4 separate regions of the Homo sapiens genome follow, and regions 2, 3 and 4 are each linked to region 1. Evidence: chromatin contacts called from ENCODE Hi-C or POLR2A ChIA-PET data. All regions are on one chromosome and are shown on one strand. The core of a region is the stretch at or near the end of the contact, and the rest is flanking DNA. Distances in the headings are between cores, read along the strand shown. Region 1 overlaps SRPK2 (SRSF protein kinase 2). Region 2 overlaps ATXN7L1 (ataxin 7 like 1). Region 3 holds the start of LHFPL3-AS2 (LHFPL3 antisense RNA 2). Region 4 overlaps LOC101927902 (a long non-coding RNA gene).

The links. Hi-C counts contacts between places; a loop is a spot of excess contacts on that map. ChIA-PET counts read pairs that join two places held with the same protein, here RNA polymerase II (POLR2A). Pooled maps may share reads with other maps.
Region 2: a pooled map shows a loop between it and region 1 (2.1-fold over the local background). The contact joins two enhancer-like sites. A Hi-C loop is called at or near these places in 3 of 50 pooled maps. POLR2A ChIA-PET finds 5 or more read pairs at or near these places in 3 of 52 experiments (AG04450 and activated T-cell).
Region 3: a loop to region 1 is called in a map of Ramos, with 2.0 times the contacts of the local background. The contact joins the promoter of LHFPL3-AS2 here to the enhancer-like site in region 1. A Hi-C loop is called at or near these places in 2 of 168 maps with a recorded cell type or tissue (A673 and Ramos), 1 of 37 single-sample maps with no recorded cell type and 5 of 50 pooled maps. POLR2A ChIA-PET finds 5 or more read pairs at or near these places in 4 of 52 experiments (OCI-LY7, activated B cell, activated CD4-positive, alpha-beta T cell and 1 more).
Region 4: a map of natural killer cell shows a loop between it and region 1 (3-fold over the local background). The contact joins two enhancer-like sites. A Hi-C loop is called at or near these places in 3 of 168 maps with a recorded cell type or tissue (A673, naive thymus-derived CD4-positive, alpha-beta T cell and natural killer cell), 15 of 37 single-sample maps with no recorded cell type and 13 of 50 pooled maps. POLR2A ChIA-PET finds 5 or more read pairs at or near these places in 11 of 52 experiments (B cell, CD8-positive, alpha-beta memory T cell, OCI-LY7 and 7 more).

What each region holds. Positions count from the first base shown.
Region 1 is chr7:105,350,864-105,353,595 of GRCh38, forward strand. All of the region lies in intron 2 of SRPK2 (SRSF protein kinase 2), which reads right to left. Among named protein-coding and RNA genes, the nearest start is that of SRPK2, 37 kb to the right of the region's middle. RefSeq lists an enhancer at 1,491-1,570. Within about 2 kb of position 1,413, at least 27 of the 41 ENCODE cell types and tissues checked have a DNase peak (open chromatin) inside an H3K27ac peak, as active enhancers do; they include A673, B cell and natural killer cell, where a contact is called at or near this core.
Region 2 is chr7:105,848,213-105,850,944 of GRCh38, forward strand. All of the region lies in intron 2 of ATXN7L1 (ataxin 7 like 1), which reads right to left. Among named protein-coding and RNA genes, the nearest start is that of ATXN7L1, 27 kb to the right of the region's middle. Within about 2 kb of position 1,344, at least 7 of the 41 ENCODE cell types and tissues checked have a DNase peak (open chromatin) inside an H3K27ac peak, as active enhancers do.
Region 3 is chr7:104,925,333-104,928,064 of GRCh38, forward strand. It overlaps LHFPL3-AS2 (LHFPL3 antisense RNA 2), which reads right to left and starts at 1,313. Exons shown (of 4, transcript NR_027374.1): 1 at 1,121-1,313.
Region 4 is chr7:104,943,850-104,946,581 of GRCh38, forward strand. The region is part of intron 1 of LOC101927902 (a long non-coding RNA gene); the gene reads left to right. Among named protein-coding and RNA genes, the nearest start is that of LHFPL3-AS2, 19 kb to the left of the region's middle. RefSeq lists enhancers at 50-109, 750-799, 1,110-1,419, 1,213-1,507, 1,740-1,809. Within about 2 kb of position 1,327, at least 37 of the 41 ENCODE cell types and tissues checked have a DNase peak (open chromatin) inside an H3K27ac peak, as active enhancers do; they include A673, B cell and natural killer cell, where a contact is called at or near this core.

The sequences.
Region 1 (2,732 bases), core at 163-2,662:
TAAGCCATTACACAGCAGGATTAGGGTAAGAAGCCACGTCTGCCAGCCAACCCTATACTACATTAAAGTTTACAGAGCCTATCTTACGCGCTTTATCTATTTGCTACCACCCTGTGATATGATTTGAATGTTTATCCCATCTGAAACTCACGTTAAAACTTAATCCCCAATGTGGGTATTATGAGGCAGGTCTTTAAGAGGTGACTGTGTCATGACGGTTCTGCCCTCATGAATGGAACCTATTCATGGATTAATGAGTTAACGAATTTTAACGGATTATCCTGGGAGTGCGACTGGTGGCTTTATAAGAGGAAGAGACCTGAGCTAGCACACTCAGCCCCCTAACCATGTGATACTCTAGGCCACCTTGGGACTCTGCAGAGTCCCCACCAGCAAGAAGGTCCTCATTAGATGCACCCCTTGACCTTGGCCTTCCCAGCATGCAGAACTGAAAGAAATAAATTCCTTTTCTTTATAAATTACCCAGTCTTAACCAGGCCCACCCCTGGTTAAGGATGGGCAACAGGCTCACCCCTGTAATCCCAGCACTCTGGGAGGCTGAGGAGGGCGAATCACCTGAGGTCAGGAGTTTGAGACCACCCTAGGTGACAGAGTTACACTCCGTCTCAAAAATAATAATAATAATAATAAATCACCGGCCGGGCGCAGTAGCTCACACCTGTAATCCCAGCACTTTGGGTGGCCGAGGCAGGAGGATCACCTGAGGTCAGGAGTTTAAGACCAGCCTTGCCAAAATGGTGAAACCCCATCTCCACTAAAAATACAAAAAATTAGCTGGGTGTGGTGGCCGGCACCTATAATCCCAGCTACTCGGGAGGCTGAGGCAGCAAAATCGCTTGAACCCGGGGGGCGGAGGCTGCAGTGAGCCAAGATTGTGCCATTGCACTCCAGCCTGGGAGACAAGAACAAGACTCCATCTCAAAAAAAAAAAAAAAGAAGAAGAAGAAGAAGAAGAAATAAATAACCCAGTCTCAGAAATTCAGTTACTGCAACAGTAAACAGACTAAGACACCCTTATAATCCACTGTAAAGCAGGCTGTGCAGTTTGATGATCCCCAGTCTCAGAAATTCAGTTACTGCAACAGTAAACAGACTAAGACACCCTTATAATCCACTGTAAAGCAGGCTGTGCAGTTTGATGATCCTATTTTCCTAGAGAAAATAAGAGATTCAGGAAGGATGAATCATTCCCTCCCTATGGAGCAAGCAGCAGAGCTGGGTCTAGAATCCCCGTCTTTTAACTCTTCACCACTGTTTCTCCTCCTCAATATGCTTAGCTAGTGTGGTGGTTTCAAAAATATGTTCACAAATTACTTAATTTGCATCTCTTCAAAGGGCAGAACCTGAACTCTCCCTTGAGTGTGGGCTGTACCCAGTAACTCCCTTCTAACAAACGTGGCAGAAGTGGCAGTGTGAGGTCTTCTAAGGGTGTGTTATAAAAATGTAACCGCAGCTTCCTCCTTGCTCCCTCTTGATGAAGCCAGCTGACATGTTGTGAGAACATTCAAGAAGAGGTCCACAGAGCAACAGGCAAGGCCTCCTGCCAACAGCCTGGAAGCAGATCCTCCAGCCTCAGCCAAGCCTTCAAAATGACTGCAACCCTGAGCCAGAACCACCCCACTCAACTGCTTCCAAATTCTTAACCCACAGAAACTAAGATGATAAATGTTGCATTAAACCACTATGCTTCACAGTAACTTGTTATGTGGTAATAAATAGCTAATACAACTAGGGGCTGGGTGTGGTGGCTCACGCCAGTAATCCCAGCACTTTGGGAGGCCAAGGTGGGCAGATTACTTGAGGTCAGGGTATCGAGACCAGCCTGGCCAACATAGTGAAACCCAGTCTCTTACTAAAAATACAAAAATTAGCTGGCTGTGGTGGCGCACGCCTGTAATCCCAGCTACTCGGGAGGCTGAGGCAGGAGAATTGCTTGAACCCAGGAGATGGAGGTTGCATGAGCCAAGATTGCACCAGTGCACTCCAGCCTGGGTGACAGAGCGAGACTCTATCTCAAAAGAAAAAAAAAAAAGCTCTTGGCTAGTCATCAGAATTACATGATCCCTCCCTTAATTTCACACAGTAAATGCCAGTACCTCTATTGGTTAACATTCTATTCCACCTTGTGTCACTGCTAGTTGTTTACCTGCCTATCTCTGAGACTAAGTCATAAATCCCTTATTATCTAAGGTTCAATTTTCTCATCAGTAAAATGAAAGGGTTAGATTAAGTAATTGCTAAGGAACTCCCAACTCCAAAGTTCCATAAGGATGACTCTTAATTGAAAAAAGTAAGATAGCACAGTTGTAAGCTTCGACTTGGTAGTTTTAAATCTCAGCTCTACAACCTATCAGCTCTAAACAATGGGCCTGCTGCTGAACATTTCTGTGCCTCAGTTCCTCATCTGTAAAATGAGAATAATAGTGCTGTTAGAATTCTTCCAGGTAATGGTTTTGTTTTTTTGTGTTTTTTTTTGAAACAGTCTCCCTCTGTCACCCAGGCTGGAATGCAGTGGTGCAATCATGGCTCACTGCAGCCTTGACCTCCTGGGCTCAAGCAATCCTCCCATCTCAGCCTCCCAAGTAGCTGGGATTACAGGAGCGTGCCATCCAGCCCAGTTTGTTGTTGTTGTTGTTGTTGTTGTTGTTGTTGTTGTTGTTTGGTGGAGACAGGGTTTTGTCACGTTGCTCAGGCTGGTCTCAAACTCCTGA
Region 2 (2,732 bases), core at 94-2,593, 500 kb after region 1:
CAAATATCTGACAATCTTTGGTGAGATATTGGCCAGAGTTGGGAAAACAGCCACTCTCATACACTCCTGATGGGAGTATTAATTGGAACAATATTTCTAGAGGGCAATTTAGCAATGAGTATCAAAAGCCTCAAAAACAGCACACTCTTAGACTCAGCATTCCACTTCTAAGAATTTATGCTTTAGAAATAATCATGAATGTGTGCAAAAATTTAGCTACAAGGATATTCATTTGATTGCAATATTATTTTTAATAATGAGAACCTGAAAACAACCAATATATCCAATGACAGGGAATTAGTTAAATAAATTATGAAATACATTTACAATGGAATACTTAATAACTAGGAAAGGTACTCACCATAATCAACATAATACAAAATTATCCCATTTTTGTAAGTTACAGGAAACAAACAAAAGGTCAGCACTGGTTAATTCCAGATGACAGGGGTATAGGCTAGCTTTTTTCTTCTTTTGTTGATGTGCATCTTCTACAGTGATCACATATCACTTTTGCATGAAGAAAAAGCATCATTAAATAAATCTACTCATGGAGGTCCAGGCCCTCCATGATTGCAGCTCCGTGCACCCAGCCTAGAGCATGCTGCTCCTCGGCCCAGTGACTATTCTTCTAGCCTCCAGTTCCCTCAGCCTGCCAGCCCAGAGTGTGTTCTCAGGGCTGGGTCACTGCTTTCTGCTCCTCTCTGGGCCCTCTCCCTGCACTGCATGGCTCTAGACTCAGGTCTGCCACTAGCTATCACCCCAGTGGATCACTTGGTCTCCTCACCTCCATTCCTCCACCTGCAAGTCCCATGACCTAAGGCTTATCCTCCACTCCTAACCCCACGACACAGCAGTCTGAAAATAAAACTGCTCCACTGAATTTGACCATTATTGCACCATTATCACCACCCTATTATTAGTCCATCAGAGGGGACAGGCCATCACCACTGGCCTGAGAGGAGATGGACAATCTCAACAGGGCTTGGAGGTGTGATTTCACTTCCCTGCCAAGGAGGTGGCAGAAGGCTGGTCACCACACCAGGGCGTCACTCCTTGACAACACCACAACTGCCCAGAGTCCGTCCCTACGTAGTGATATGCAGGTGGGGAGGGCTCTGGCAAGAAGTTAGTGTAACCAGATCCCTTCTGACAGACCTGAGATGCGCAGGAATTCTTAAGGGCAAGAGGGTCAAGCCTGGTTTTCTCCCTGAATCTCCACCCAAACACCAAAACACCAGGGCTGGGCCCCCGCTAGAAGATGTGCTGCTCATGGGTCATGCAGGCTGTACTGAAAGACAACAAGTCACAGGAAGCTGCCTCTCTTACAGGGTGGTGCCGTCCTGTGGTTTCCCACCCTCTTGGAGGTGTAGCCATTGTTTGCTTGGTTTCATGACACCTCTTCTCCTCCTGAAAGTGCTGTATGTTGATTTTCCTTCTAAGTGAAGTGAACACAAATGATTCACCAGGGGCCCTGAGGTCACTGGGGCTCCCTGAGGATGTTCAGGCCCCTGAATGACAATGGGTGCTCTGAAGTCTGGGCCACTTCCTTCCCTCCTGCTTCCCATCTGAACTTAGAGGCAGATTAAGCCCCAGCTGCTCTCAGCTCTTTAAACAGAGTTGCCCTGATGGGCTGGCAAGTTCACACATACCTGCACCTTCTGAGGCTACCACAAGAGCTTTCTGTGACTCTTCAAATTTCATGCTTTATCTTAAAAATTAATGCAAATTTTCCTTGATACTCTATTTTTGCCCTACTGTATTTTATTAATTCTAAGCTGCACTCACCCCCACTTCCATTGTAACATCTTTAAAATCAGGATGTCTTAGAATCCACAGTGGCTGTAGTTTAATTGGCAGTGCTTTTTCTCAGTGTTACATAAAATAACAATGTATTTTCTGATAAATGGCATCTTAGAGTTGATGAAATATAATGATAAAAAAATACTTTCCTGTAGAATTAGAGTTGAACTGACATTCTGAAAGATGTGCCACCACGTTTGCACACTCCTGGCTCCCTGCCTAGGGCCCTGGTTTAAGGACCATTTCCAGATGTCATTTCCTCATGCCTGTCATGCCCCATGGCATCGGGAATACAGCCTTCACCAGCACACTGTTCCCACAGGAGAGGACCATGAGGAAGCTCATCCTGAAGGACACCCCCTAGTCCTCTGTTCCAGGGGCTACTCAATGGCAACCAAAGGAAATGTTCACTGCGCATTTCCCATGGGCCATGCATTGAGCTAAATGCTGTGTGTTCACTTCCTTCAACTTTGCCAACAACCCTATGAGCTACCTGTGATATCCCATTAAGCAGATGGGAAAAATAAGGCTGTGAGAGGTTATAGGACTTTCCTCTGTGCTGAACCCAGATCTCTCTGACTTAAGAGGCCTAGCACTGATCCCTGTGCCTCCTGAAGAACGAGCACAGAGCGAGCATGGGCTTCTGCTGCAAGACACTGTGGTGTCTCCTTCTGCACAGAAGGGGTACCCATGCTCCATATGGCCTGCCTGTTTGGAAAGTGATCCTCACTTGCCTGCAAGAGAGTCCCTCTCAGGAGCTCCCGGTTTCCCATCTCCCCAGACTCTGCAAATGCCCTCAGTGGGGGCCCTGGTGTGTAGGCTGAGCTGGAGGACAAGATACAGACAGATCTCAGAGATAATGAAAGTCAATATCAAAAGGGGCAGAAAGCCATCTCTGCCCCCAGGATATGTCACTTCAGTTCTTATTC
Region 3 (2,732 bases), core at 63-2,562, 430 kb before region 1:
CTTACCTATCTGTGCCTCAATTTCCCCATCTGTAAAATTGGGCTAATAAGGTATGAGGTATGCCTCACAGAGTTGCTGTAAGGACCAAATGAAGTTTTATATATAGAAGTATGCACACACACACAGAGTGCCTGATATAGGAAAAGTACTCCATTTCTTTTTCTTTTTTTTTTTCTGAGATGGAGTCTTGCCCTGTCACCTAGAGCTGGAGTGCAATGGCTTGATCTCGGCTCACTGCAACCTCTGACTCCCGGGTTCAAGCAATTATCCAGCCTCAGCCTCCCGAGTAGCTGGGATTACAGGCCATCATGCCCAGCTAATTTTTGTATTTTTAGTAGAGACAGGGTTTCACCATGTTGGCCAGGCTGGTCTGAAACTCCTGACCTCGTGATCCCCTCACCTCGGCCTCCCAAAGTGCTGGGATTACAGGCGTGAGCCACCGTGCCCAGCCCATTTCTAATATACATAATACGTGTGGGTATTTGTTTACGTGGGGGTTATAGGCTATTGAGAAGAGAGGGATAAACTGGGTTGGAGTGTGGAATGTGCTGGGAGATACTGAGAAAGTACTTCTTGAATCAGCCTGAAGACCAAGCTGGCTTTAGATGGTCTGGGAGGAGAGAGGAATCCCAGAGAGATGGGAGAACCCAGCCTACTCTGATGTAGGGGACATAGCCTTAACATCTTCCTGCCACAAAGGCGCTGCCACCAATAACAATTCCACCTTGTTAAATAAGAAATAGGCCAGGTGCAGTGGCTCACGCCTGTAATCCCAGCACTTTTGGAGGCAGAGGTGGCCAGATCAGGAGTTCGAGAAGGCAGGAGTTCGAGACCAGCTGGGCCAAATAATCAAGGGTGCCTGTCTCTACAAAAAAAAATAGAAAAATTAGCTGGGCGTGGTAACCCACGCCTGTAATCCCAGCTACTCTGGACGCTGAGGCAGGAGAATCACTTGAACCCAGGAGGCGGAGGTTGTAGTGAGCCGAGATTGCACCACTGTACTCCAGCCTGGGCAACAGAGCTAAACTCTGTCTCAAGATAGATAGATAGATAGATAGATAGATAGATAGATAGATAGATAGATAGATAGATAATAGAACAAATAATAAGAATGGCTTACCTAATGTAGGGCTGAAGACTGTGTTTATTAGCTCATTTCATCCTCAAAACATGCCATGAGGTAGTAGTCCACTTTCATCCCCATTCTGCAGAGGAAGAAACTGAAGCTCAGAGAGCTTAAATAACTTGCCCAAGATCATGTAGCTAGTGAGCAGCAAAACGGGGCCTCAAACCTCAGCAGTTTTGCTCCAGACCCAGGGCTCTTAACTGCTGTAATAAATTTCCACTGGTTAATCAGTGATACATTTTTCACTCTACTTAACATTTTCCCACCACCTAGCCAAATCCCCAGCCAATTGAACGGAAATCTCTTAGGAAAGGTAAACTTATTTTAAATTAGCTAAAGTTAATACTAAACCAATAGAACTTTATCTGGATTAGTCACAGAGTAATGATTTTTAACCTTAGGGGTCAGGGTCTCCCTTCAAAAATCTGACAGTAAATAGGGCCTCTCTCCCTAGGAAGATATACATCGCCACTCCTAAAAACGTGTGCACAGAATTTCAGGGATTCCCTGATGCCCAGGGAGGAACCCTAAGTTATCACCTCTCGACCTCACACTTCCCAAAGCCAGATAAAGCTCCTCCATGTGTAAATAGTCTGGGGGTCACACTGGGGACCCAGACTCCCCCTCCCCAGCCCCCGCCCCATTAGCACAAATAATCAAGTGTGCTGGGGTGGGAAACTGTTCTGCCCACACACATACTCAAATTACAGACTTTCCCTTCAGCTGTGTGTGTTTTATTGAATGAGCACTTGAGTTCTTGGTGAGCCTGTCGTCTGGGGATGCCAAAGCTTTCCTACTGCTAAGGTAGAGCAGGAGCGGGCTGTGGGCGGGCCCTGCTGGAGAAAGCCTTCGCGACCAGCTGGTATTGCTGCTGAGAAGCCACTTCCAGCCTAACAGCCCAGAAAAAGCTAGAATTAACCTAACCCAGGTCCCATCCTGAAACAGCTCTGTCCCATGTGTTGGTGGAAGCCGAAAGCATAGTAAATAGTCTTTGAGTCTCTAGGGGTGGCAACTTGTGGGAAGGCAAATAATTGGCAGATAAAGGCTGGTTAGGAGAGCTCCTTGGTGTAGATTTCCTCCAGTATCACCTCCAGGCCCAAACGGTCCAATGCTGTCTTTAGTAGTTAACCTTTGTTCTCCCTGGTAGAAGAGGAGGCCAGGATATCTTTTGTCTCTGGAAATCTATGTCCTGCTTTTAGGCAAATAGAGGGAGGGCAGAGAGCTTTCTCCATCTCCTTCTTAATTGTCTTCAGCTCGACAATCCTTCATATTTACGGGAAGCATATTCTGGTCTCCTACATGTGCATGTGTAAATAAATGACACTTGGCAAATATTAGCCAGTCCTGAATTTAGGTGAGGGTGGGTGCATGGATAGGTATGTATTCTACCACATGTTTAAATATCTTCATAAGAAGTTAGAAAAAGAAGACATTGAGGGAAAGCTCAGAGGAACATGTACCCACATGTGCCAGAAAGGAAGCCGGCAAGCTACCCTGGCCACACCAGGGTGAACAGAATAAACTTGTTATGGGCTAAACTGTGTCTTCCCATAAATTCATATGTTGAAGTCCTAACCCCCACTATCTCAGAATGTAACCATATTTG
Region 4 (2,732 bases), core at 77-2,576, 410 kb before region 1:
CCACAGCCTCAGTCCCCCACCTAAGTGAGGAAGTGTCTGCTGGTTGCTGGTAGGAGCAGGTCCTGTGAGGGCAAGGGTCAGAAGGACAGAGGAGTCTTCTTATCCTGGCTGCTCGCCTTTTCCCTCTGGTCACCTCACCCTTTTGCATGTTCAAAATCTATGCTCATCTTATCTAGCCCATTCCTCTTGGCTAAAGCCAGCACACATCCTGTTCCTCTCAATGGGAGAACTATCCGGGCAATTGCATTTAAAGGTTTTCTTGCATTGGTTCGGAATTTGCCCTGGCTCTGCCCTTATTTCCTGATCCCAGTGTAGTTTCTTTATTCAGGTGTGCAAAAGAGTGAGCTATTTTGTTATGGAGGCAGAGAGAAACAACCTCAGGTTCCTCTAATAATGCCTTTAGAACTCTCTTCTGAATAACTGGGGCGTTAAATTCATCGACAAAATCCCTTTGGGAGATACACCATCTGGGGACCCCCTCAAAGGTAGATATCTGGGCTAATTTGACTGCTATTTTGCAGGAATGCAGGTGGGCAAAAGATAGTTTCCACTAGGTCAGAATGTTTTTTCCACTTTCTGTTCTTTGTTATTTTGCTCACTTCCGGTGTGAAAGCACTGAATTTCAGAATTAGATGAAACTTATAGTAAAGGCCTGCCACAAGGTCTTTGTCAACCCCATATCCTGGTGACCAAACTAGATTTCATGACGTCAATCATTTCAAAAACACAGGCTCTTCCAACGGCGTCAGCAAGCAGAAATCCTGTTCACAAACACTGTTCTAAATCAGTCTTTATTTTATTTTATTTTTTTTGAGACAGAGTCTCACTCTGTCGCCCAGGCTGGAGTGCAGTGGCACTATCTTGGCTCACGGCAACCTCCACCTCCCGGGTTCAAGGAGTTCTCCTGCCTCAGCCTCCCGAGTAGCTGGGATCACAGGTGCCTGCCACTACACCCAGCTAATTTTTTGTATTTTTAGTAGAGACGGAGTTTCACCATGTTGCCCAGGCTGGTCTCAAACTCCTGACCTCAGGCGATCCGCCCGCCTCGGCGTCCCAAAGTGTTGGGATTACAGGCATGAGCCACTGCGCCCAGCCAAATCAGTCTCTTAATACTGAGTCTGAATCTCTTGAGATTTTAGCCCCTCAGTGCTGACCTGATGGAGATGTGCCTTTTTTTTTTTTTTCCGGGGAAGTATTCACTTCAACTCCCACAACCCCCGAGGAATGACTAGTGGGTTTCTTTCCCCTCCCCTCGGGTGGCCTTGTGAGGAAGCCAGGAAGTACTGTGAGCGGCAGGGCCTGGGAGAGCCCCTGTGGCCGACAGGAGGAGATCAGCCTTCATCGCACTCTCAGAAACGGAAGTGTGGGCGTGTGTTATGTTGCTGCAGCAACCAAAGGCAACCGAGCAGCAAACCTCAGATGACTGAGCCCAGCCCATTCAACGAGGGGGAGTTTCAGGTGGCCTGTGTTCCCCAGGGACTGGGCCTAGCTCAATCGGGAAAAGTCAGCATCCAAAAGTCCTCAATGACGCAGAGGAAGCCAGGAGAAAACAGTCAATGGCTAGTCATCACTGATTCGTGGTCACAGGCGTTAGAACAGGAAGGATCTGCACAGATCAGCCTCTCCCACCCCTCACTTTCCTGATAAAGGAACTAAAGTCCGGAAAGTACTTGCTCAGAGTCCTACTGCCAGTGGGTGTGAAAGCCAGAACCACCACCCTCATTGCCTTCTGTATACATAGCTTTAACAGTTTGCAAACACTCTTATATGCTTTAATTTCATCTGATCCTGGACTGAGAGCAAATATTTGTATTTCAACCAAAAGGCCAAATGCTCAGTTTCCTCATCTGAGAGGATAATAAGAGTACTTTTCTAATGGAATTCTTTTTTTCTTTTAATTTTTGGTAGAGACAGGGTCTCACTATGTTGCCCAGGATGGTCTTGAACTCCTGGCCTCAAGAGATCCTCCCAACTGCACCTCTCAAGTGCTAGGATTACAGGCATGAGCCATTGCTCCCTGTCCTCTAATGGAATTTTTGTTAGGATTAAATGAGTTAATAGTTTGGAGATTTGAGAGACTATAATAGAGGAAACCTCTCTTCCCTTCCCAAGTTCTGAGTAATTAAGAGCTGGGCAAGGAGAAATAAAAACAAATGGGATTGGCCAGGAGCAGTGGCTCTCTCCTGTAATCCCAGCACTTTAGGAGGCCAAGGCAAGCAGATCACTTGAGGTCAGGAATTCAAGACCAGCCTGGCCAACATGGAGAAACCCTGTCTCTACTGAAAATACAAAAATTATCTGGGTGTGGTAGTACACACCTGTAATCCCAGCTACTCGGAAGGCTGAGGCAGTAGAATCACTTGAACCCAGGAAGTGGAGGTTGCAGTGAGCCGAGATCACCCCACTGCATTCCAGCCTGGGTGACAGAACGAGACTTCATCTCAAAAAAAAAAAAAAAAAAAAAGCAAATGGGATCAAAACATCAACTTTATCACTGATACATTTTATATAGGAGTCCATGGTTTACATTTGTGGGTAAGTGAATGCCAGAATTAGGCAGGGTACCCACGCAGGCTGGGGCATGCCCCCCAGTTGGAAACTGTCCCTGTAAACAGTGGAGCCTGGGAGAGCAGAGCCCAAAGCATGCTCTGGAGGAGGATGGCTGCCAAGAGGACAGAGATGGGCTGAGCTATGCATCTCCAGTTCCTCCCCAGCGTCTCCATTGAGAAGTT